Regions from separate parts of the Homo sapiens genome. Here regions 1, 3, 4 and 5 are each linked to region 2. Evidence: chromatin loops called from intact Hi-C (ENCODE). Cell type or tissue: GM12878. All regions are shown on one strand.

Region 1 (5,000 bases), 83 kb after region 2:
GCGGAGAAAACCTTGGGATGGTTGGAAATGAAGGATGGGAGGGAGAACCAGAGAAAGGGAGAGGAAGGAAGCAGGGAGGGCCAGAGAACAAAGAGAAACCTCCGCCAGGAAAACGGGAAGAGGATGACACAGGAACAGCCCTACACTCCACCAACTCTCAGTCTCCTGCTCTCTGCCTTGTAAGGAACGCAGGCCCCACCCCCTCCAGCCTCACAGTGTTTGGGGTCACCCATTCTAGCGGGGTGAGGCGTCGCCTTGTGGGTGCGGTTGGCATTTCCCTGAGGTCTGTGGACACTGAGCCCCTTTTCCTGGGCTCACTGCCATTTGCATTCTTCTTCTGATGCCAGTGGGCAAGGGGAGGTCCCTAAACGCCGGTTGGACCGCGACCCCAGCCGGTGCGGGGCTCTTGGCAGCGCTTGGGGAAGTGAATTCGAAGACCAGTAGGAAAATAGAGGAAGGACGGAGATTTATTGTAAAAGGAAAAGTACACACTCAAGTAAAGGGAGTGCAGGGGAACTCAAGAGAGAGGCAGGTGCAAGGGGGTTTGGTGCTGCCACCTTTCCTGGTTTCTTCAACCAAGGGGTGGAATATTCATGAAAATTCCTGGAAGAAGGACAGGGATTCTCAGAACTCTGGTGCCTCGAATTTTTACACCAAATATGGGTATTCTCAGAACTGCTAGGGAGCTGGCTAGTGTGTGTTTAGTGTGTTTATCAGCATGTAATGAGGTCCCAGGTGAAACCTAGGTCAAATCCAGGGCCATGTTGGATCCACTCATTCTTAGTCAGCTTGGTCCACATGCTGTTTCTCAGCAACTTATCAGCCCAGAGCCACTGCAGATATTTCAACAGATTTCTTTTGCTAGTCACCTGAAACTGCTGCCCAAAATTTTCTATTCTTTTGAGACCACCGTGTAGTATACCTGTCTCACTTTGGAGAAATGTCTATTCAAATTCCTTGCATATATTTAAATTGGGTTATTTCCCTTTGTAATATTGAGTTGGAAGAGTTCTTTATATATTCAGAATAACAGTCCATTACCAGATATATGATTTTCAATGATTTTCTCTCGTTCTGGAAGTTTTTTTTTAATCTTCTAATTGGAGTTCTTTTGGAAGCACAAAAGTTTTACATTTGCATGAAATGAAATTAAACTACCTTTTATTACGCCATTTGTGCTACTGGCTACAGGGAACGAGGGGTGGGCAGGAAGCCCCCTGGAGTCCCTGACTCCCTCCACAGCAAGTCAACCAGAAAATCAATTCAACATTCATACATGCATGTTATCTCACACACACACACACATGCACACACACAGAGACATGCAGGCACAATCTCTCACACACACTCACACCACACAGGCACACACATTCACAGAGACACACATACACAAATGCATGCAGAAATACAGACACAGCCATGCACATACACGGGCACACAAAAAGACACACAGAAACACATGGGAGAAACTGCGTGTCATCTTGAGAGTTGTCATGTCGAGCCCATCCTGCCCACACACCTTTCACCTTGGGGGCTGTCTCCCAGCTCATGAAGGAGTTCTGAAGCCATCAAGCAGGCAGTCACTGTGTGATCTGAAACACTCAGACAGCTCCTCACTCTGATCTATCTTCCTGGTCCCCTTGGGATGAAGCAGCGTCCTGTTGGTTTTCACTGCAGCAGAAGAGAATCCTCCCCCAGGGCAGAACTGCTGGGCCACCAGAGTACCCCTCTGCTCTTTGCCCTCAGGGCATCTTGATCTGCAGGGTGGGAGGAACTGCCCCAGTCCTCAGAAATGAACTCTTTATGGATTCCTCTTCCACCATGATGTCAATGTCTCTTTTGTCTTCTCTAGCCCTTGGCTGTGGATCCCAGGTTGTGTGCCAAGGAGCTCAGGGCACAAACTCGCTGTTGGCAAACCCTCTGGGCTTATTGAAATATTTGAAAGATGAACAGTGCCATCTGCTGGAAAAGACTGGAAAGTACCAGTCCAAGGTATTTCATAGTTCCAACATCAGACTATGCACCATTACAGGTTACAGGTATGCACCACCACATCTGGCTAATTTTTGTATTTTTAGTAGAGACGGAGTTTCACCATGTTGGTCAGGCTGGTCTCAAACTCCTGACTTCATGATCTGCCCACCGCGGCTTCCCAAAGAGCATTTTTTCATGTTCGTTGGCCACTTGCAGGTCTTCTTTTGCAAAGTGTCTGTTCACATTCTTTGCTTATTTTTTAATTGGAATTTTGTTCCTGCTTGTTGAGTTGTTTAAGTTCCGTGTAGATTCTGGATATTAGAGCTTTGCCAGATGCATAGATTGCAGATATTTCTCCCATTCTATAGGCTGTTTACTGTGTTGCTAATTTCTTTTACTGTGGAGAAGCGCTTTAGTTTAATGAGGTCACATTTGTCAATTTTTGTTTTTGGTTGCAAATGCTTTTGGTGTCTTCATCATGATATCTTTGTCAGGCTGTATGTCCAAAGTGGCATTTCCTAGGTTATCTTCCAGGATTTTTATAGTTTTAGGACTTACATTTAAATCTTTAATTCATGTCGAGTTATTTTACATATATGGTGAAAGGTAGAGGTTCAGTTTCGTTCTCCTACACATGGCTAGCCAGTTATCCCAGCACCATTTATTGAATTAGGACTCTTTCCTCATTGCTTTTTTTGTTGATTTTGTTGAAAGTTAAAAGGTGTGAAGGTTTCTTTCTGAGCTGTCTATTCTGTTCCACTGATCTAAGTGTCTATTTTGGTACCAGTACCATTCTGTTTTGATCACTGTAGCCTTATATTATAGTTTGAAGTCAGGCTATGTGGTGTCTCTGGCTTTGTTCTTTTTGCTTATGATTGTTTTGGCTATTTGGGCTCTTTTTTAACTCCAAAGAACTTTTAGATTAGATTTGTCTAATTTTGTGGAAAATGACATTGGTATTGATAGAGATAGTGTTGCATCTATAAATTGCTTTTGGAAGTATGGCCATTTTAGCTATATTGATTCTCCAACCCATGAGCATGAAATATTTTTCCATGTATTTGTTTTGTCTCTGATTTTTTTCAGCCATGTTTTGTAGATTCTCTTTTTCCACACAAAGTCTGGCAGAATCACTCATTTATTACTCCATATCATGGAGGAAAAATGAAATAACATTAATTCTCTACTGAGTAATACAACAAAATTCTAAACTCAGTAGGTTTTTGGGAAATATAACTCTTTATTTAAATATCAGTACACAGCAATAAATTACTAAAGGAAACAATCATTAATATAAATTTTTTTCTTATTAAATAATTAAACAATTCTCTTTCAGGACATGGAAAGAATCCCTGGAGGTCTGAAGTCTAACATGATTGTTTTACTGACAATCATGTCAGTAATGAAAGAAAGAAATCATCATTCAAAGAAGTACTTGATTTTCCAAACAAAAAGAGAAGAAAGAAAATGTTGACATATCTTGTTTAGTCAGCCAGAACTTTAAGTGCAGGAATTCCATCAGGTAGCACCAAGAGAAAATTGCATAATATGTTAGGAATAATCACTGGTTAAATTGTTGGCAAAAGGAATCAAGGCAGTGAATGAGCTATTGGGTCCATGGTGTCATCATCATCTGCTGGAGGCTGCTGGACATACACCGTAGGTGGTGGGCAGCTGGCCAGACAGAAGGGCGAGGTTGATCAAGACCGTGCTCACAGGGGCTTTTTGGTATCATCTTTAACCTTCAGAAAGGACCCAAATGTTGGTTTAAGAGGCAGAGAACCCGGATCACTTTTCCACGGTAATCTTTCCCTAGTCACTCTATGTCTCAGAGCCCCCTGCACTAAGGGACCTATTTTTCCCTTGAGCCCCAACCCTGGCGACTGCAGCTTGGACCTACCTCTTTCCTCCTTTGTCACATCACAGAGTCAGCCCAGGCCCTGCACCTGACCAGGGGATGGAGTGGAGGGGCCCACAGGTCTGAAGCTGGTAGTGATGGGTCCGCTCCCTCACTCAAGGCCCTCTTTATCATCTGATGACAGGGTCTAAAACATGGCAAGGGGTGGGACAGACTTCCAAAGAGAGGGCTCTGTATTCCTGTGCCCTTGGCCTTTGGTGGGCCTGCAGGCAAACATCCTTCTTTCCCCTTCTTCTTGAGCATCACCTCACACTGGGAGCAGCACCCATAGTTCTGAAGGTGACTGTCCCTGTTCCACCTTTTCCATTCCTTATCCAGCCCAGTGGTGCCCGTGGAACCCCAGCAGCAGCTCAGATGCTCCTTCCTCTGAGTCCACTCTGCTCCTGGCAGGGCTATGACTGGGCTCAGGATCTGGGGTGTGCAGGAGTGTGATGGCAGGGGAGCTGCCTCAGGGCCCAGACTCAAACCCCACGGGTACATGGGACTGACTTTTTAAAAATCCTTCTCTTGAGCAGCCTCTACTCTTCACCTTCCACCTACTTTCTGTGGGAAGGCAGCCCTGCACTCCCTCCTTTTCAATTAGGTGTACCAAGGCTCTCCCAGCCCCCTCCTCCTGGGATTACACCCAGATCTCTCTTAGCCTCAGAGATGGAATCCCCCTTCCCCTGTCACACCTCATGTAAAGCTACCATGATGCACCTAACCCAATTAAGAGGACTGCCCATGTCTGAATTCCTGCTGCCTGCAGGCCACACACCCTTCCTGAATAGGAACCTGCTCTGAATCAGGCCTGAACTTGCTAAACCTTCTCAAGCTCAACAGACCCTGAGCCTTGGTATGGGCCCCTCCCTTTCCCTCTGGACTCTGAAGGTGAGAAACCATCAGAACTCAGGGCTGAGCTGCCCAGGTCATTGCCAACATTGCCAACAGGCAACACAAGGTCTCATTCACCTGTCTCATGTTAGGATGAGAAGGTCCCAGCCACGGGGAGGGGCGGGACTCCGGGAATTCTCTTTCCCCATCCTGCCTCCTCACCCACCTGCTCCTTGCTCCACTTCCAATTCTGCCCACAGTACCTGTCACTCTAAAGGACTCTCCTCAGATGCCA
Region 2 (5,000 bases):
GGTGGGAGTGTAAATTAGTTCAACCATTGTGGAAGACAGTGTGGTGATTCGTCAAGAATCTAGAACGAGTAATACCGTTTGACACAGCAATCCCATTACTGGGTGTATACCCAAAGGATCATAAATCATTCTACTATAAAAACACATACACAGGTATGTTTATTGCAGCACTATTTACAATAGCAAAGACTTGGAACCAACCTGAATGGCTATCAATAATAGACCAGATAAAGAAAACGTGGCACATATATACCAGGCAATAGTATGCAGCCATAAAAAAGAATGAATTCAGGCCGGGCGCGGTGGCTCACGCCTGTACTACCAGCACTTTGGGAGGCCAAGGCGGGCAGATCACGAGGTCAGGAGATCAAGACAATCCTGGATAACACGGCAAAACCCCGTCTCTACTAAAAATACAAAAAATAGACGGGTTTGGTGGCAGGCACCTATAGTCCCAGTTACTCGGGAGGCTGAGGCAGGAGAATGGCGTGAACCTAGGAGGCAGAACTTGCAGTGAGCCGAGATTGCGCCACTGCATTCCAGCCTGGGTGACAGAGTGGTGAGACTCCATCTCAAAAAAAAAAAAAAAAAAAAAAAAAAGAATGAGTTCATGTCCTTTGCAGGGACATGAATGAAGCTGGAAACCATCATTCTCAGCAAACTAACACAGGAACAGAAAACCGAATGTTCTCACTCATAAGCGGGAGTTGACCAATGAGAACACATGGACACAGGGAGGAGAACATCACACACCGGGGCCTGTCAGGGGGTTGGGGGCAAGGGGAGAGAGAGCATTAGGACAAATACCTAATGCATGTGGGGCTTAAAACCTAGGTGATGGATTGATAGGTGCAGTAAACCACCATGGCAGATGTATACCTATGTAACAAACCTGCGCATTCTGCACATGTATCCAATAACTTAAAGTAAAATTTAAAAATAAAAATGAATAAACAAATTGACACGAGGCAAAAAAAAGTGGGTTTAACTGACACAGGCAAGAGAGAACTCTGCACTATAAACTCTAACCCTGCCCTAGAAAAATAAACTCTAGTCATTTAAAATAATTATAAGGTGTATGATCATAATTTTATAAAAATTGAAGATGATTCTACTAAAACCCTAACATTAAACTGTGCATAATGGAATTTCAGATGATTTCCACCTTGTTCTTTATTCCTTTTTTGTTCCATTTTCAAGTGACCTTTTTTGTTTATCCTCAGGAACTCATTGCTCCCAGCTGTCCCCTTCTGTACCCACCCTCTCCTTTTCCAGGGTCCGCCCCAGCCCTTCCTCTGACCTGAAACTATGGCTTCCTTGGCACTGAAGGCACAGGAGCTGCATTCAGCCTCGGGAGAGAGTAGGACAAGGGCAGGTAGTGGAGGTGGTCTTGGCGCAAACGAATCTAACAGCGCCCAGTCTCCATTGCAGATGGCTGCATTTCTCCACATGTTATCTACAAGCAAACCAAACTTACCCCTTTCCTGATTGGTTTCTCACTCTGCCCAACTCCTACTTGAAAATTCATATTCTTCCACCTAACATTTCTTTCTACTTCTTGTCTTCACAATATATTCTGATTTATTGTGCCCAGGAAACACTGGTCTACACCACATCCTAAGTTACCATCTAAAGTGTAGTGAACAAATGGACAGGAAAGAGGCCGCTGCCCCACTCACTGCCTCTCATTTATTCACTCACAGGGTAAGTACAGCCTCAGAACCAACAGTGAGCTGTGCTGTGGATACTTCTCTGAGGAAAACAGACAAAATCCGTGCTCCAGTGGGGACAGCAGGTGAACGTAATGAGCAGGTGCATTGCATCAGGTGTAGGAAAGTGACAGATGATTCAGGTGGTGGGGAGCAAGGTAATGGAGAGGAAGAGTGGGAAGGGAGTCTCCAGGTCCTCAACAGGCTAAACAGGAAGGACTCCCAAAAAAGTAACATGTGTGTCCTGGCTTCATGCCTTCCTGCAGGAGGCAGAGCCCATGAAATGTACTGGAGTGGTCCAGGGAAAATCCAGAAGGTGCCTTTGTAACATTTTCAAGACAACCCTATAAAAAAAGAGTACCCAAGAATGTATTCGTTAAGTAGTCAGGAGCAAACAATAAATATTTATGACCTAGCAATTTTATTGCCATTTAAGAAAATATTTCACATAAATTGAAAAAGTAGTATGTTTATTTCTTTCTTAAATAAGCACAAATGTTTACTAATGGACATGTGTACCTACTGGGCACTGAACAACTTCTCAAACTTTGGAAGCAGATTGGACACAGCCACCCTGATTTCCTATTTCATACCTATTTTTGCAGGGATTCTTGGTTTTTTATCACAGCAACTGTTGAAATCACAGATTGTAAAACTACAATGTCATCTAAAGCAATGGTGCATAGTCTGATGTTGAAACTATAAAATACTTTGGATCAGTACTTCCTGCGGTGTCCAGCAGATGGCACCACTAATCTTTCAAATATTTCAATAAGCCCAGAGGGTTTGCTCACAGTGAGTTTGTGACATCATGGCGGATGAGACAATTGTGACATCATGGTGGATGAGACAATTGTGACATCATGGTGGATGAGAGATCAATAAAGAGTTTATTTCAGGGGATTGGGGCAGTTCCTCTCACCCTGCAGATCAAGATGCCCTGAGGGCAAAGAGCAGAGGGGTGCTCTCTGGTGGCCCAGCAGTTCTGCCCCAGGGGAGAGGTTTCTCTTTTACTACCGCGAAAACCCACAGGACGCTGCTTCATCCCAGAGCCAAGGATACCAGGAAGGAAGGTCAGAGTGAGGAGGTGTCTGAGTGTTTCAGATCACACAGTGACATACTGCTTGATGGCTTCAGAAATCCTTCATGAGCTGGGAGACAGCCCCAGAGGTGACAGGTGAGTGGGTGGGATGGGACAGACACAAGAACTCTCGAGATGACACCCACTTTCTCCCGTGTGTTTATGTATGTCTGTGTGTGCACGTGCGTGTGTGTGTGTGTCTGTATTTGTGCATGAACGTTTGTATGTTTGTATGTGTGTGTCTGTGTGCCTGTGTGTGTGCATATGTGTGTGTGCCTGTGTAGTGTGTGTGTGAGACTGTGCATGCGACTGTGTGTGTTTGTGTGAGACTATGCATGCATGTCTCTCTGTGTGTGTGAGACCACATGTGCATATCTCTATGTGTGTGTCTGTGTGTGTGTGGGAGTGTATGCTATATGTATATGTATGAATGGTGACTTGATTTCCTGTGAAGGGAGACAGGGACCCCAGGACAGGTTCCTGCCCACCCCTCCTTCCCTACCTTCCTTCCAGATATTCCCTCCTCCCTGTGGAAAGAGTCTACCCCAGTAACTAAGGGTTCATTACTGCAGACTTCTCATAGCTCCCCAAAGTTCTATGATATTTGCACCCCAGGCCTCCTCCTCATGCTTGTCCCTCTGCTGGGTGCCCTGTCTTCTCCTCCCACCTGGCCACACTGTATTCTTCCAGTTTCTACAAGAGCAGTCTGAAATGCCACCTCCCAAGAAACCTCCATGCAACTTCCCAAGCAGAATGAGTCACCCCCTCTTCTGCCCTTTCATAGCCCCAACCATCTCGAGGACAACACATCAGCAGCAGCAGCCACGTAGATGTTTGTTTCTGTACCTGGATTCTAAGTGCCTGAAGGACTGGACATATCTGGTTTCTAAGTTCCAGGAGGACTGGACACATCCATCACCCACGTGTAAACCCAGCACCTAGCACAGTGCCTGCCATACGATAGGGTTTAAGACGCATGGGAGGAATCTAATCATCAGACTACCAAAGGGCTGCTAGAACTCAGAAAGGGATCCCCATCATTTGGGGGATGGGATAAAGGTCTTCATTTCTGTTCTTTCCAGCACCAACCTCCATGGCTCCACTCATCCCTGCTCCTTCCTCCTATTAAGATTGGCTGGTCAGGAGAGGGGTAGGGGCAGGAGCAGCTATACCTGGTCTCCTCCACCATCCACGGTGGGGTGCACTCTTGGTGGGACCTGGTGAGCATGACAGCACCTGGGCCTAGGGGACCTGGAGCCTCCACAGACCCACAGAGAGCAAGAGGAGCTGTTCAGCCACTTGCAGAGACAGCCAGAGAGTGCTTCAAGGACTGCGTGGAGCTCTGGAGAAGCAGGGAATTCAGGGCCCTCTTTTGTGAGGCATGAGAAATTTAGGCAGGATCATGTCTACAAAAGAGGCTGTCACTTTGGCTTATCAATATTTTCACCTCGTTACCCCTTCCAGATCAGAATGGGTGCTTTATTTGTTTTTATGGATTATTGTGTCAACCAAAACGAGAGTTCAGAGTCACTCTAAAGATTTGAAACTCCTTCAAGATTTGATGAATGCGCATTTTGATGCCACATCTATTTTTAGAAAGCTGTGGCTGAATAAAGCATTTTATTGTATAGCATTACCCAAGTTACTTATATGGAATTTTAATCTACATAATGTCATACAACCATGTGAAAAGTAAAAACTAAAAAGCCGTAACTTTTTGGGTCAGAATTGGTGACTCATGCCTGTAATCCCAGAACTTTGGAAGGCCAATGTTGGAGGAACACTTGAGGCTAGGAGTTGGAGATCAGCCATGGCAAGTAACATGGTGAGACCCTGTCTCTACAGAAAATTTAAAAAATTGACCAGGTGTAGTAGGATGTGACTGTAGTCCCAGCTCCTCAGGAGGCTAAGGTAGGAGGATCACTTGAGCCTGGGTGACAGTGTGAGAGCCTGTCTCAAAGAAAACAACAACAATTGCAGCAGAAACAACAACAAAAAATATAAACCCAAGTAAACTAAATTGACAGAAGAATTGTGGGACCCAAATGACCAAATAATGTGATTTTTCACTTTTGATGAATTAAAGGGTATGCTGAGTGCCAGTATTCCCAGAATGTTCCATCTCATGAAATATGATTTCCTCTGGTGAACCCACTCCCTAGTCCAGGTCCTCCGAGAAGCAGGTTCCTACATGGGTTTCACATGAGGGG
Region 3 (5,000 bases), 130 kb after region 2:
GACCCACACCGCATGAAACAGAAAACCCAGGTCTTACGTGGCAGGTTGTACAGGAAGGAACAAAATACTAAGAGAAGTGCCCATGCCAGAGTGACTGCAGTATGAAAATCCAGAACAATGTTCACCCTCTGTGCTCAAGGGAAGCCTGGAAGACTCCTGTTTACCTAGCATATAAAGAAGGCCCCAGGAGAAGGCAGCAGACTGTCAAGAAGCTCAGGGATGCCTGTTGCTGAAGCCCAGGGTCAGGGGTAGGAGATGCTCTTCCTGAAATGGGCTCCCAGTAGTAATGGGGATGGAAAATCCTGAAATAAGAGATCTCAAGTGGAGGCCGTCAACTGTCAGCAGGAAGGAGGGTGCAATGATGGAAATAATTAGAGAAGTCACAATGCTAGCTGGGGTCCTCAGTCTTACAAAGCTATGCCCATGGCTCATAGAACAAAAGGGTCCAAGATCCAAAAGAGATGGAGACTCCACCCGGATACTACTAGATTTAAATAATTACCACAAAGACAAAATGCAAGGATGGATGACCAGGAGGCTGAAAGTTGTCACCCCGGGAAATAACTGAGCTCCCTCGCCCAGCTTTGAGAACTGAGCCACATCTCAGACGCAGAGTCCATTACTAGAAGGAGAGCCCAGAGCCCCTGGTGGGCTCCTTCAACCCCACAGCAATTGCAATGACTCCTTCAGCCTCCCCCACAGAGCCAGATGGGTAGTCACTCTGGTAACTGTACACCATGAAACAGCAAATACTCAGACACTCCTAGTGGACACAGTGTGTGATCCGAGCTCTTCCCAGGGATGTGAAGCATTAACTTGCTCCCCTGTTACTCATGAGGTGCATTTGGGGCAAAGTAACAGATGGACTTCTGTGTCAGGTCCAGCTTAGAGGGATGTGCTGGGTTCATAGACCCATTCAATGGTAATTTCACATTTCCTGGATTTCTACCGGGAATGGATAGTGTTTGTAGTTAATGTAGTAACTATTATAGTTTGTGCTGGTCATATGACCTCCCCTGTCACTACTCAACTCTGCTCTTATAGCTGGGATGCAGCCATACACACTCTGTGATGAGGGGTGTGGCTGGACCTGCCACTACAGCTATTTGACCCTGGACTCCCTAAGATCCCAGAAGCATGTGTGGTTGGAAAAGGTGCTATGTGGATTTCATGGCTATTCCCAACCACAGAATCCAACAGGGTCCCCTAGTGCTCAGAAGCAAAGCTGTGCCACTCACAGCAGTGAAATCCCCTCATTTAAAAGTGGCTCCTGCTGTGGTCCTGGGCCCCTGTGGAGATGGGCCTCCAGCTATGGGAGGGCAGTGACCACACAGCCTCAGAGCTGCCCATCACAGGGTGTGCTCCTCACCCTTTAGGTCATTAGGAAGATAGGCCCCACAGTGAGAAGACACAGGTGGGTCTCCTGGGATGGGCAGGAGCAGGGCCACAGGGAACCAAGAAGCTGCACAAGCAGTTGGCTCTGATCCCCAGGACACCACATGGCTACACCCCCCCACCCTCAGGTCACACCTGAGGCTTCAGGGAGGGTCCCTGAATGGCCCCTGGGGACCGTTAATGCTACTCAGCAACAAAGGAGGGGAGCAGTAGGCCCCGAACCATGGGACTCCCCCTCACATTCATCACATCCACACCTCCCAGAAGCCACAGGCAGGGTAGGACACACTTGTGACTCTTCAACTTACACAACTTAGAGATGACACCCTAGGGGATGGGGCAGCAATTGCCAGGACACAGCATGTGCCCTCATCTGGAGTCTGCAACCTAGGACAGGGTCCATTTCAGGTTTCTCTTTTACTTGCAGGTTGCCATTGCCTGCTGTTGCTCTACAAAGGGACGGGACTTGACACAGAGACAGAGAACTCACGGCCAGCAAGGACCAAAGTGCCTTCAGCCTTTCCTTTCTAGAAAGGGTTTGCTGACTCCTGTCTGCTTAGTGACTATTCTATATGACGCTGGCGTCACCCATGTCTTGACCCCAGCTCGGGTTCCGGGGGCTCTGGTTTCTCCTTCCCGAGGACGAGTGGGGCTGCGGGGTTGCACCAGGGATCCCCTCCCCACCTCGCCCTCTGCAGCTTTTTGGCCCCTCCACCCTCCTGCGGTTCTTTTTTCGCCTTCTTTGACCCCCCTCCTGCTCTGCAGGGCAAGCAGCAGCCGCAGGAAGCGGACCTGGCGAAAAAGAGCAGCGAATCGGAACTGAGCGTGGGGGCAGTCCGGGGAGATCGCGCCGGTCCTTCTAGAAGGCTTCCCTCCTCTGAAACCCGCTGCAGTCCACAGCCCCCCAGGTTTGGCCCCCGCCCCGCTTAGGCTCCATCCCCGAACTCACCGGCCCGCCCCGTCCCGGACCAGTCGAATAGCAGGTACGGAAGAATCGCGAGGCGCGGAAGGATCGCGGGGCTGGCGGCCGCTGCCATTGTAGACCAGGAGCGCCCGGGACACAAGGCGCAGTCGATGTGGAGACCAGCGTATGAATCACTTCGGCCCTCGCATGCCAGCTAGTGATTGAGTGTGCTCGGCCCCGTCCGGTCCCGTCCCGCCCCGGGATCCAGGGGAGCCTACGCCTGCCCACGTTTGGAGGGATGCTCCGCCCTATCCCGCCCCGTCCCGCCCTTCCCCGCCCCACCCCAGGCTGGGACCCGGGGAGCCTATGCCTGCTGTGGCTCCGCTTCGTCCCGCCCCGGGCTCGTGGCCTGACAGCGGCCCCCTCTGGCCAACCCTTACCCTCCACCCCAGGCTCCGCGCGGGCCAGGACACGATTCCTTCTTGACCGCCTCATTTAATTTTTTAACACACCATTTATTATTACCCCAATGTAAGCACTGATGCACAGGAAAGCGAAGAAACTTGCACAGGGATATCCAGTGGCGGCTGTGTCCCCCCGTCACTGCCTCCGCCAGCGACACCTGCCCTCCTTCAGCCTGCGCCAAGGAGTCCCCGCCCCTCTCCGTCCAGGGCGCAGCTGCTTCCCAGTCCGGAGCAGACCTTCTTTGCCTCTCCACTAAAAGCATGAGGAATATATAGAATATATATAGAATAAAGTATATTCTATATCCCTTTATGACTTCTGGGAAAAAAAAGAAAGAAAAGAAAGCCCTAGTGGCCTACCGTGATCAGTGATCAAATGATCAATTGTGTTTCCATGGAGAGCAGAAGCCGAGGGAGGGTCTACGCATGCGTGGGGCTCACTTTGCTGTACACCCATCTGTGGCCAGCTACACGCAAATCCATGGCTGCACGCGCATCTCTGCCCTGTCCCTGGATGGTGACTGCAGCCATCCTCAAAGCGGCAACCCGAGTGTATCCTCGTCTCAGTCACCATGGAAACATCTAGATCTGTGGGCAGAAGCCAGAGGGAGGTGATGGGCCCAGTGGCCCTTGGCCGCAAGGGAGGGCTTTAGCCTGGGATGAGGAGTGGACAGAGATCTTGAGTGCCACTCAGGCCCCAGCCACTCAGCCCATTCCCTATTGAATGAGAAAAATCGGCACAGACCTCCCACTCCGTACAGTCTTCATGTTGGGATCACCTGCACCTGGTGATCATCAATCCCGAGGGTCCTGAGGCTGTGGGAAAGAGGAGGAGGCCTGGACAAAGCCCAGGGCCTGTTTCTGCTTCAGGACAGAGTCATGGGAGGGCAGCCACCTCTGTGACTGAGCAGGGACACAGGAGCCTAGAAGATTCTGGCCTGATGCACTAGAGCCCCTGTGCAGGAGGGGCCATGTGGAGGGTAGTTTGGAGGACAACAGACACACAAGGGTGGGCAGTTCTCAGATTTGGGAGGGGCAGAGCTTGGCGGGTCCCAGGATCTGTGTGTGAGAAGAGCCTCCCATGTACAGGGCTGGGGGCAGGAGCCCAGGTTAGTCCTGGGAGGAGGCCTCTGGGAAGGCCCTGGCAGCACCACCCCGAGGCCAGGTGACCTGGGCCAGTGACTGGGGGAACAGGAGGAAGGTAGAAGGAGGCTGGCAGGAGAGCCCCAAGCAGGACAGGAGGAGGGGCTTTTGTGCACACCTGGGCCCTCCTGACTCACCCCTGCTGCAGGCATCTGGCCAACAGACTCAGGCCTGCCCAGGATGGGGATAGAAGTGGCCCAAATGTTATTGTAATGGCCGGGATCTAGAGATCATGCATTCAGATATGGAAGTCAGCTGATATTGTGGCTGAATATTCCTGTGCAAGCTTCTTCAGCTTTCTAGGAATGGATGTCTGCATGTGGAAAATGACAAATGCTATGAACACAGATGAAATGAGCAGATTCTACAAGGAACCCTGTCCTTGCACATGCTAAGGACCCAGGGCAGGTCTCCTATTTCAGTTGTGAGGCCTCCAGCTCTCCCTGAAGTCAGCAACTGCCAGGCCCACCCTGAGGAGAGCTGGATCTCTGAGCCCAGGCCATGGCCTCTTCATGGCCCTGGGGGCGCTGTGATGGGGAGGAAATGAAAACAAGACCCACCATCAAGACTCAGGCATGTTTTTCAGACCCACAGAGGATGATTTTTCTCTCCATCACCTGGTGAGCCTGACGTGATGTAAGGGTGGTTGGAAGCTGAGTGAACCAGTGAATGAATGAGACAGTTGTGGGAGTGAATGGGACTCAGAAGAATAGCACAGGTTCAGAGGGGAGCTGGAGCGGAGGTTGTAACCCCCAGCGGCCTGAAGGTGGCAGCATCGAGGTTGGTAATTTTTTTTTTTTTTTGCCTTTTTTAGTTGTTGGGTTTTATTTGTTGTTTTCCGGTTTGTTTGTTTTTGAGACAGTCTCACTCTGTCGCCCAGACTGGAGTGCAATGGGACGATCTCAGCTCACTACAATCTCTGCCACCCGGGTTCAAGCGATTCTCTTCCCTCAGCCTCCCGAGTAGCTGGGATTAGAGGCACCTGCCACCACCCCCGGCTAATTTTTGCAATTTTAATAGAGACAGGGTCTCACCGTGTTGGCCAGGCTGATCTCGAACTCCCGGCCTCAGGTGATCTGCCTGCCTCGGCCTCC
Region 4 (5,000 bases), 210 kb before region 2:
AAGTGCGGGATTACAAGCTTGAGCTGCCGCGCCCAGTTCTCCAAGATATCTTGTATATTTCTTGCCCCGGTTCAGGGATCACCATTCCTCCAAGGATCCCTGGTTCCTTTTATTGGAATATGGTATAAGAAACCAAATCTGGGTGCTAGGTGTATGCCTTGCTACTGGTGTATCATGGATTCTAAGACTTCTCTGGCTAAGATTTTTTAGTTTATTCTACCCCTATAGAGGGGTAAAAACTCTTCTGATTTTTTGCAGCTACAAATTTTTTAAAAAATACTTTAATTAAATTTAAATTAATGTAATTTAGTTTTGAGTCATGCTGTGTCACCCAGGCTAGAATGCAATGGTGCAATCTCGGCTCACTCACTGCACCTCTGCCTCCCAGGCTCAAGCAATCCTCCTGGCTCAGCCTCCCAAGTAGCTGGGATTACAGGCATGTGCCAATATGCCTGGCTAATTTTCTTTTTTTTTTTTTTTAGTAGAGATGGGGTTTCACCATGTTGGTCAGGCTGGTCTCGAACTTCCCACCCCAGGTGATCCGCCTGCCTCCGCCTCCCAAAGTGCTGGAATTACAGGTGTGAGCCACCGTGCCCAGCCCCATTTTTTCTTTTTTTGAGATGGAGTCTTGCTGTGTTGCCAGGCTGGAGTGCAGTGGCACGATCTCCGCTCACTGCAACCTCTGCCTCCTGGGTTCAAGCAATTCTCCTGCCTCAGCCTCCTGAGTAGCTGGGACTACAGGTGCCTGCCACCAGGCCAGGCTAATTTTTGTGTTTTTAGTAGAGACGGGGTTTCACCATGTTGGTCTTGAACACCTGATCTCAGGTGATCCACCCCCCTTGGCCTCCCAAAGTGCTGGGATTACAGGCGTGAGCCACTGCACCTGGCCAGACCTTCTATTAGTCTGAGCTAGATACTATTGACACCATAAGCTTAACTAAAGGTTCAATATAAACTATATACTGTTGAATTTAATATGCTTCTTGGACAAGAGTCTAGAGTGGATTATTAAAAGGATGTTTCCACAATACAATTAAATAAAAGTACTATTCACAAAGGACCAGGAATTTTTCAATTATGCCAAATTTTTGATAGTATAACTACAGCACATTTTCTCACAATAACCTTGGAAATAAGATAAATGGAATGAAATGTCAATAAATTAGGTTGTTTTATAAATATTTCAGTAACTGTAGCCAAATACCAGAGATTCATGTTTCATTGATAATTGAGAAGACTCCAGCAGTGGGCCTAAAAACTTCATTTCATTTAACATCTTTCTGGCTGGGCATGGTGGCTCTTGCCTGTAATCCTAGCACTTCGGGAGGCCAAGGCAAGTAGATTGCTTGAGCCCAGGAGTTCAAGACCAGCCTGGGCAATATAGTGAAACACCATCTCAATAAAAATTGCAAAAATTAGTCAGGCTTGGTGGTACATGCCTGCAGTCCCAGATACTTGGGAGACCGAGGTGGAAGGATCACTTGGGCCCAGGATATCGAGGCTGTAGTGAGCTGGGGATCACACCACTGCACTCCAGCCTGGGTGACAGAGTGAAATCCTGTCTCAAACATCTTTCTTAATCAATGGGATGAAAGTGGAGAGAGCACGCTGGGCTAATTATGGAGAAAATAATAGCTTCTACAAAAGATTCAAAGAAAATAGTTAGTCCTTTCCTATATTGAAATGAAATTTTTCTTAGAACAAGAAAGGCCCATATTAAGGATTAAAAACCATTTGTATTAACTTCCGAATATAGGAAGTGTGGCTTAGGAGTATCACATGTGAACACTTCAGAAAGCTGACACAGCATTACAAAGGAATATCATTCCTATTAACAGGATGGCAAGATTTCTGTCATAATCACCAAGGTAGACAATATATGAAAAAGTGTTTATCTTGGAAGTCACACTTAAAAGAAGGCCTCTGGCCGAGCACGGTGGCTCATGCCTATAATCCCAGCACTTTCGGAGGTGGAGGAGGGTGGATCACTTGAGGTCAGGAGTTCAAGACCAGCCTGGCCAACATGGTGAAACCCTGTCTCTACTAAAAATACAAAAAATTAGCTGGGCGCACACCTGTAATCCCTGCTACTCGGGAGGCTGAAACAGGAGAATTGCTTGAACCTGGGAGGCAGAGGTTGCAGTGAGCTGAGATCGTGCCATTGCACTCCTGCCTGGGCGACAGAGCGAGACTTAAAGTCTCAAAAAAAAAAAAAAAGGCCTTTGACAAAGAGCAGTAATTTTTAAAGGGAAAACAAGATTGTGAAAACAAGGTCAATTAACAGTGACTCATTGCTTACTATGGTTCAGATACTGTTAAACACTGTTACACGAAGACATGGGCGCTGTTCTTGATCTTGTGGCCCAGTAGGGGGAGACAGGCTCCTTAACACACTGCTTTGCGCACAATTTAAGTTCTGCACAATGGGCTTTTGAAGCAGAGTGCAATTTAGTCCGGATTGCTGGAGGCCAATAAAAGCTGTCTGGAGAAAATGACACCTAGAAGGAGTCTTGAAGGATAAGAAGGATTTAGCCAAAAATGGAAAGAAAGAGAAGGAAACCTTCACTGGAGAGACTATAATAATCAATTTTGAATATTTGAATATGTGATGAGAGGAATTTTGTGTGTGTGGCTCCCGAGATAAGACAGATAGAAGCAAATTTCAGTTCAGTATATGAAAATTCATTTATTTAGTGAAACCCTGACATTAAAGCGTCCCAACACAAAGCAGATTCGAACATAACAACTGGTGATTGGCTCATCTCACAGGCTCACATCATCAGTGTGTTAACATACAATAGGACTGTACCCTTTTACAGGATTGAGTGTTTTGGATCCCACTCACACACTAAAACCCTGCCATAAAGTTGTATCAATTAGGGCTGTTCAAATGTGAAACTGTATTGGAAAATGGGAAACTTTATCTCCTTATATATGTATATTTTTTGAGATGGCGTTTTGCTCTTTTGCCCAGGCTGGAGTGAAGTGGCACGATCTTGGGTCACTGCAACCTCTGCCTCCCGGGTTTGAGCAATTCTCCTGCCTCAGCCTCCCAAGTAGCTGGGATTATAGATGCCTGCCACCACGCCCGGTTAATTTTTTTTTTGCATTTTTAGTGGAGACGGGGTTTCGCCATGTTGGCCAGGCTGATCTCGAACTCTTGACCTCAGGTGCTTCACCCACCTCGGCCTCCCAAAGTGCTAGCATTACAGGCGTGAGCCACCATGCCTGGCCACCATATGTTTTTAAGTATAGGTTGGATGATAATTTGTTGGGAATACCATAGAAGGGATGATGAAATTTAGGCTGGAGATGATCACCAAGGTACTTTCTATCTCTAAGATCCTGCAACCCTTGAAAGACACTCTATTTGACAGTTTCATGAATAAAGGCAGTGACAATGAACAAATTCATAAATTACGGTGTTACATTACATAAAGCTTAGTTTCTTATTAAAATTGGCAAAACTTGTCAATTGGCATGAAATGTAATGCTGTTAAAATATACTTTCTCTTATGGTTACAAATACTAAGTGGCTCACGCCTGTAATCCCAGCACTTTGGGAGGCCGAGGCGGGCTGATTACCTGTGGTCAGGAGTTCGAGACCAGCCCTGGCCAACATGGTGAAACCCTGTCGTCTCTACTAATACAAAAATCAGCCGGGAGCAGTGGCTCAAGCCTGTAATCCCAGCATTTTGGGAGGCTGAGGCAGGTGGATCATGAGGTCAGTTCAAGACCAGCCTGGCCAACACAGTGAAACCCCATCTCTACTAAAAATACAAAAATTAGCTGGGTGTGGTGGTGAGCACCTGTAATCCCAGCTACTCGGGAGGCTGAGGCAGGAGAATTGCTTGAACCTAAGAGACGGAGGTTGCAGTGAGCTGAGATCATGCCATTTCACTCCAGCCTCAGCAACAAGAGCAAAACTCCATCTCAAAAAATATATATATTTATTAGGACAGAAAAGCAAAACCTTACCATAATTCCATAACTATGATTATTGGAATTACAAAGTAAATGAACACTTCAATTGTCTAATAGCAGTGATTTGTCATTAAGGTCTCAGGTCAATAATACATTTAAAATCTAACAAAGTTTGGAAAGATAGTATCATTAAATTATCTTAAAACACTACATTAGTTCATTATTATCCCTGCAGACAAGGATAAAGATGGTTGGTAACACTATAGGTGGCTAAAACAAAGTAAAAGGATCAAAATGGCAAAATTCTTTACTCTGATCATATCATTTGATTAATCACACTTTTATCTATCACATTTTTAGTTTGGAAATAGTTTGCTTATCAATATAGAATTCTACTTTATTGCACAATGTCCAGTTTGGCAACTTTCAGCTATGCTGTGAAGCTAAACAAAAGCAAAGTTGGGTCTAACAAGCTGAAAGAGTTCTGCTCAAAAACCTATTCTGAAAAAGGAACTTGTCAAAACATTTTCACCTTAAAAAAATTTCAGGCCGGGTGCAGTGGCTCACACCTGTAATCACAGCACTTTGGGAGGTCGAGGCGGGTGGATCATGAGGTCAAGAGATCGAGACCATCCTGGCCAACATGGTGAAACTCTGTCTCTACTAAAATTACAAAAATTAGCTGGGCGTGGTGGCGCACACCTGTAGTTCCAGCTACTCAGGAGACTGAGGCAGGAGAATTGCTTGAACCTGGGAGGTGGAGGTTGCAGTGAGCCGAGATTGCACCACCGCACTCCAGCAGAGCAAGACTCTGCCTCAAAAAAAAAAAAAAAAAAAAATTGAACACAGCTACACATCTTTGTCATTTTTGCTCTACTCAATTCTTTCTGAAAAAGTTTATTATTATTAAGGAAATAAAGTGTGGAAGGATCATAGGAAATACTTGCAATAAAAAGAATAATCATTAACATTGGCAACTGCCACTAGGAAGGTGTATATGCCACATACTACTGATAAAAATTGTAGGAACCCATTGGTAGTTCCCATAACCACCATTGATGTGTTAATTCCCACAA
Region 5 (5,000 bases), 460 kb after region 2:
TTGATTCTATTCTGCCTCTTGGAGGAATTACGGAAGTTAAGTCCGGGCTCACTCCTGTATTGCCATGTGAGCGTTTGGTAAATAGGCTCTGACTCAATTATTTGCTTAGTAAATAATTGAGGAATTACTTCACTTTTCACTCGTCTGGAACATAAAATGGTAAAATTCTTCTCAAGATCTTGCATGAAGCAAATTACATTTTGCTAAAGTGATCAGGTCTTCCAAATGATTTTACTAAGCAGGTTTTAGTTTTAGGACAAGTTTAACACAAGTGTAGTTATCTGTGAGGCCTTAGTAACTTTTTGGCTTCCTCAACTCCAGGAAAGAAGTGGAGGGGAATTCAGTGTAAGTAGTTTCTCTGTGGTCCCTCAACAAATGCAGCCCTCGGGGTCTGCTCCGGGCGCCGAAGCACAGTCCGCGTGCTCTGTGGAGGGAATGGAGAGTGTTGGTTCATCCAGTGAGTCAGGAAAGTGGATTACAAGTGGCTCCTCTGTGTTGATATTTCCATGATTTGAAATTCTGATGCTTGGCTTTAAGCCACTTTATGTATTTTAACTATTTTCACCCTTGCAATAACCACAGGGGGTGGGTACACAAGAGTACATTTTATAGAGGAGGTAACAGCTCCAGGGGAGGCCAAGTAGCTTGCCCAGTGGCCAAGACAGCCCAGCTCCAGTGCAGATCTTCTAAAGCGTTACCATTTTCCCTCTTTATAGGGAGAAAAGAAATGATAATGGTCAAATGTGACTAAGCTGGTTGAAGTATGGTTAAGTAGCTTTGAAAGTGTAACATACAGATATTCATAGCGTAAGAGGAGCCATGGAGAAATACACAAGTGAGTTTCGTGTGCTTTGGAATGAGGAAGCATAACCAAGCTAGAAATGAAATGAATGGTGATTGTCTCTTGCTAATGAATGATATAAGATATCCTAAGGTAAAATCCCAATATATGGGATTATATGACTCTCTGTCCTTTGACTATCTGTGCTAGAATAAAACTTCTGCCAAAATGTGTGGGCCAGGGTAATGAAATCAAGAAAGATATTCTGAGCTGGAAAACAAAAATTCAGTTCTGCATTTACACCTTACATGAATGATCTCCCTCTCCCACAGAAGTTCCCTTCCTTTTTTCTATAACTGGGTGAACAGCATTGCCATCTGCCCACCTGTGATTTTGGCTAAACCTCACTGCCATCCTTGCCTTCTCCCTTGCTGAATTTTGACCCAGTGCATGCTGGGTAATAGGACCTGCCCTTGTATCTTTCAGCATTTCATATGTCTTGCCATACTAGGCACTTATTAAGACATGTTTATGAAATTGAATGATCCTGGTCAGAAAAAGTGGAATGAGACAAAAACAAAAATTCTGCAGCTTTTCAATTTAAATATAAAAGATGAGTAAATATGTTTTTATTTTTATCATAAAGAAGCTAAGGTAGTAAAAGAGAACAAAAAATATGGGCAAATATTATCCTGAATCTCTTTTCTCTTCACAGAACCAACTGGATTAAAGAGTACTTGGATACTGCCCCTATTTTGATTCTCATTTTCAAACAAGTACATGGTTTCGCCGCAAATGGCAAGAAAAAAGTCCACTACTACAATGAGATCAGTGTTTCCATCGCTTGTGGCATCCTGCTAGCTGCCCTGCAGGTATGTTGAGACATCAAGGGTTACAGGGTGGCCTTATTAGAACATTTCAGCTGAGTTTTCAATTCAGGGACATTTGGAAATTTTTTTTTAATCTAAAGTAGAATTCCTAAGTGAGGTAACTCTGATGTGAAAACTGACTCTGGAAACCTGGATTGGTGACTATGATGGTTCAGCAAGCTGGGAATTCACTTATAACATCATTTCAAGTTAGAAAAATTGGTGTTGTGTTTGCAGTCATCTGTAACAACATGAAGTTTCAAGGGTTTTGGCAGACCCACATGAAGTACTTTGGAGCCTAAAAGTCACAGAGGCTAACTCCCTGGATACGTTTACTGTTGCTCTCAGAGATGATGGAATGACTAAAAAGCCATGAGAAGGGCTCTTCATAGAGGCCCTTTTCTGAGAAGTTTGCGTTGCATGGCATTAGGAAGAAGGTCATGTGCTTTTCAAAAATTCCATCTGCATAGGAACGAGAGCAATGCTAACATGAAATGGAGCAGGATTGCTGTATAGTTTTCAAACTATTCATGCATTCACTCAACAGTGCATTCACTCCACAAATATTTTCTGAGCTCCTTTTTGTTTTGTTTTGAGACAGGGTCTCATTGTGTCACTCAGGCTGGAGTGCAGTGGCACCATCACAGCTCACTGCAGCCTTGACCCCCGGGCTTAAGTGATCCTCCCACCTCAGCCTCCTGAATAGCTGGGACTATAGGCAGGCACCACCATGCTAATTTTTGCATTTTTTGTATAGATGGAGTTTTGCCATATTGCCTAGGCTAGTCTCAACTCCTGAGCTCAAGTGATTCACTCTTCTCAGCTTCCCAAAGTACTGGGATTACAGGCGTAAGCCACCATGCCTGGCCTCTGAGCTCCTTCTACGTGGCAGTTCCTGGGAGCCACTGGGGATAGTTGTCTGATGAACTGTATATTCTAGCAGAGACTGGGGGCTGGGTAGTGGATAGAGAGAGATGGTAAACCCATAAAATAAATGTAGAAAACAAGATTATAAGAGCAAGTAACCATACTTTTGAGAGACAATGGATTAAAAAAAAAAGAGAGCTTCTTCACTATCTCAAAGAAAAACATGTATGTTGAATAACACCTCCCAAAATGTAGTCATTGAAATGTGTTTTAGGTTTTTGGAAAAATTATCCTGAAGGAGCTGGCATTGATTTCCTTCCTGAATCTGTAAGCAGGTAAATAATGGAATCACCATGCGGCATCAGACTGCGAGGCACCGCCACCTGATTGAGGGTCCTGGAAGAAGCAGCGAAGCCTGCAGCAAGCTCAGCTCACAAGGCTGCCCAGGTGCCTCTGCAGCAGGCAGTCTTTTTCACTTTGCCATTGAGTTTGCTGCCCCCTAGCTTTCATAAGGCATAATCCCGAGAGTAGGTTATGATTAGTGATGGAGGAAAGAAAAATCTCCATGAAGCCCGCATCTCCAGTATGGTGACTGGGTCTGATAAGCGCGCCATGCATGTCTTGTAGAGGCAGCTTCCAGAACTTCCTGGTCAGGTTTAGAGGTGGTGATCTGATTGGAAAAGCTGGAGAGGGGCAGGCGGGGAAGTGTCTGGAAGCTACTCATTGCTTTTACTTAGATGTTTGTTATTTGGAGGCTTGGAAAGAGGTCGATGGGGTACCCCTTGGCCACTGAGTCCCCTATCAACGGGCATCAGCATCTCACTGGGTGGGGATGCTCTGCTTCCATGGTTGGCTCTGTAGTCATAGGAACTTGCCGTGGTGGTTGTTGTTTAGAATATAATATACAAGCCTTTATTAATATATTAAATACCAAGAGCTAGTCGTAGCTCTATAATTTTAAAGTAGTGATGAATGTAATGATATTTTAAAATATCTATAACAACTGTAAAATGATATGAAAATAACTGTGGATTTCATTGGTGATAAAGTCATAGATATTGCTAACACTACTGTGGTTTGCTGCCTACATTTATAAAGGAAGAAACTGCTAAATTTCAGTTAGATGTTAGTGAATATGAAAACTTTTTTTTTCAAATTCAAGTTCATGGACCTGCTAAATTCAATCCTTGGCCCTTTGGGGGTCTGAGGATTCCAGTTAAAAAAATCCTGACCTATAATAAGACCAAAGTACTCACATCGAGAGAGTGAAAGATAAAATAATAATAGAAGTCAACTTAACATTAATAATATTAATAAGAGGAATTGTTTAATATGGTCTGTGTATTTGCAGGTTTCTACTGCTAGAGACATACAAAATTCAGTATGGAGTAAAAGCTATGTCTTGAAAAGGACCAAGATATAAAATGACACTAAATTAAGGTGTAAATATTTTCTCAAAAAAGTTTAAGACTTGGCCAGGTGCGGTGGCTCACGCCTCTAATCCCAGCACTTTGGGAGGCCAAGGCGGGCGGATCACGAGGTCAGGAGATCGAGACCATCCTGGCTAACATGGTGAAACCCGGCCTTTACTAAAAATACAAAAAATGAGCCAGGCGTGGTGGCGGGCGCCTGTAGTCCCAGCTACTCGGGAGGCTGAGGCAGGAGAATGGCGTGAACCTGGGAGGCGGAGCTTGCAGTGAGCGGAGATCCCGCCACTGCACTCCAGCCTGGGCGACAGAGCGAGACTCCGTCTCAAAAAAAAAAAAAAAAAATTAAGATTTATCCATTGCAAGTTCAAATACTATGTGAAGATATGATCAAGGAGAAGAAACGCCATGATAAAGTAGAGCTAATGACAGAAAGAAGAAATCAGTTAGGTTTTTTGATGCATGTATTCTTGAGAACAGTCTCTCAGGTATTGTGAAATCTTCGTTAATCAAGGTATAGTATATGATGATGTTGTATAAGAGACCTTCAGCAAGAAACTATATTGAGTCACTCTAGATTCATATATGTGCATGTGTGCATGTATCTATATATGGGTTCATATATATATGGGTTCATAAATATATATGGGTTCAAATGCCAATATTAGAGTTATTGATAACAAATCATAGATTCCAGGCAGATCACTGGAGTTCAGGAAAGAATATTTAGCAGGAAAATTGGCCAGGTATGGTGGCTCACACTTGTAATCCCAGCACTTTGGGAGGCTGAGACGGGCAGATCACTTAAGCTCAGGAGTTTGAGACAAACCTGGGCAATATGGCAAAACCCCATCTCTATAAATAAATACAAAATATAGCCAGGCATGGTGGTGCATGCCTATAGTCTCAGCTACTTAGCAGACTGAGGTGGGAGGATGGCTTGAGCCCAGGAGGCAGAGGTTACAGTGAGCCGAGATCATGCCACTGCACTCCAGCCTGGGTGATAGAGCCATACTTTGTCTCAAAAAAAAAACAAAAAACAAAACCGAATATGTA

The links. Peaks named below come from ENCODE experiments on the same cell type or tissue, not always from the same donor. Only the 100,000 strongest peaks of a DNase experiment are listed, where the experiment ranks them.
Region 1: it touches region 2 in a loop (9-fold over the local background); 106 of 110 quality-filtered maps call a loop at or near these places.
Region 3: a loop joins it to region 2, with 2.6 times the contacts of the local background. A loop is called at or near these places in 18 of 110 quality-filtered maps.
Region 4: a loop joins it to region 2, with 2.1 times the contacts of the local background. A loop is called at or near these places in 58 of 110 quality-filtered maps.
Region 5: it touches region 2 in a loop (8-fold over the local background); 17 of 110 quality-filtered maps call a loop at or near these places.

Annotation. Positions count from the first base shown.
Region 1 is chr6:150,015,140-150,020,139 of GRCh38, forward strand. RAET1L (retinoic acid early transcript 1L) reads right to left here. Exons shown (of 5, transcript NM_130900.3): 4 at 4,969-5,000; 5 at 3,195-3,716. The coding sequence ends at 4,991. Among named protein-coding and RNA genes, the nearest start is that of RAET1L, 7.9 kb to the right of the region's middle. RefSeq lists an enhancer at 1,807-2,046. In GM12878, CTCF peaks have their summits at 262 and 1,953 (motif pointing left); no DNase peak of the experiment used is centred here; H3K27me3 peaks cover 202 bases.
Region 2 is chr6:149,931,894-149,936,893 of GRCh38, forward strand. LOC105378052 (a long non-coding RNA gene) reads left to right here and starts at 2,620. Exons shown (of 2, transcript NR_134598.1): 1 at 2,620-2,886; 2 at 3,575-4,426. In GM12878, a CTCF peak has its summit at 2,443 (motif pointing right); a DNase peak (open chromatin) is centred at 2,488; H3K27me3 peaks cover 237 bases.
Region 3 is chr6:150,066,635-150,071,634 of GRCh38, forward strand. ULBP3 (UL16 binding protein 3) reads right to left here and starts at 2,487. Exons shown (of 5, transcript NM_024518.3): 1 at 2,345-2,487. The coding sequence starts at 2,432. LOC124901428 (a long non-coding RNA gene) reads right to left here and starts at 3,639. Exons shown (of 2, transcript XR_007059809.1): 1 at 3,124-3,639; 2 at 2,794-3,016. RefSeq lists enhancers at 2,162-2,211, 2,232-2,311, 3,509-4,376. In GM12878, CTCF peaks have their summits at 2,720 (motif pointing left) and 4,659 (motif pointing right); a DNase peak (open chromatin) is centred at 4,673; H3K4me3 peaks cover 876 bases.
Region 4 is chr6:149,721,655-149,726,654 of GRCh38, forward strand. NUP43 (nucleoporin 43) reads right to left here. Exons shown (of 8, transcript NM_198887.3): 8 at 2,661-5,000. Among named protein-coding and RNA genes, the nearest start is that of LATS1, 6.1 kb to the left of the region's middle. RefSeq lists a silencer at 2,873-3,075. In GM12878, a CTCF peak has its summit at 2,374 (motif pointing right); no DNase peak of the experiment used is centred here.
Region 5 is chr6:150,392,603-150,397,602 of GRCh38, forward strand. IYD (iodotyrosine deiodinase) reads left to right here. Exons shown (of 5, transcript NM_203395.3): 4 at 1,497-1,653. Among named protein-coding and RNA genes, the nearest start is that of IYD, 26 kb to the left of the region's middle. In GM12878, a CTCF peak has its summit at 3,017; a DNase peak (open chromatin) is centred at 3,014.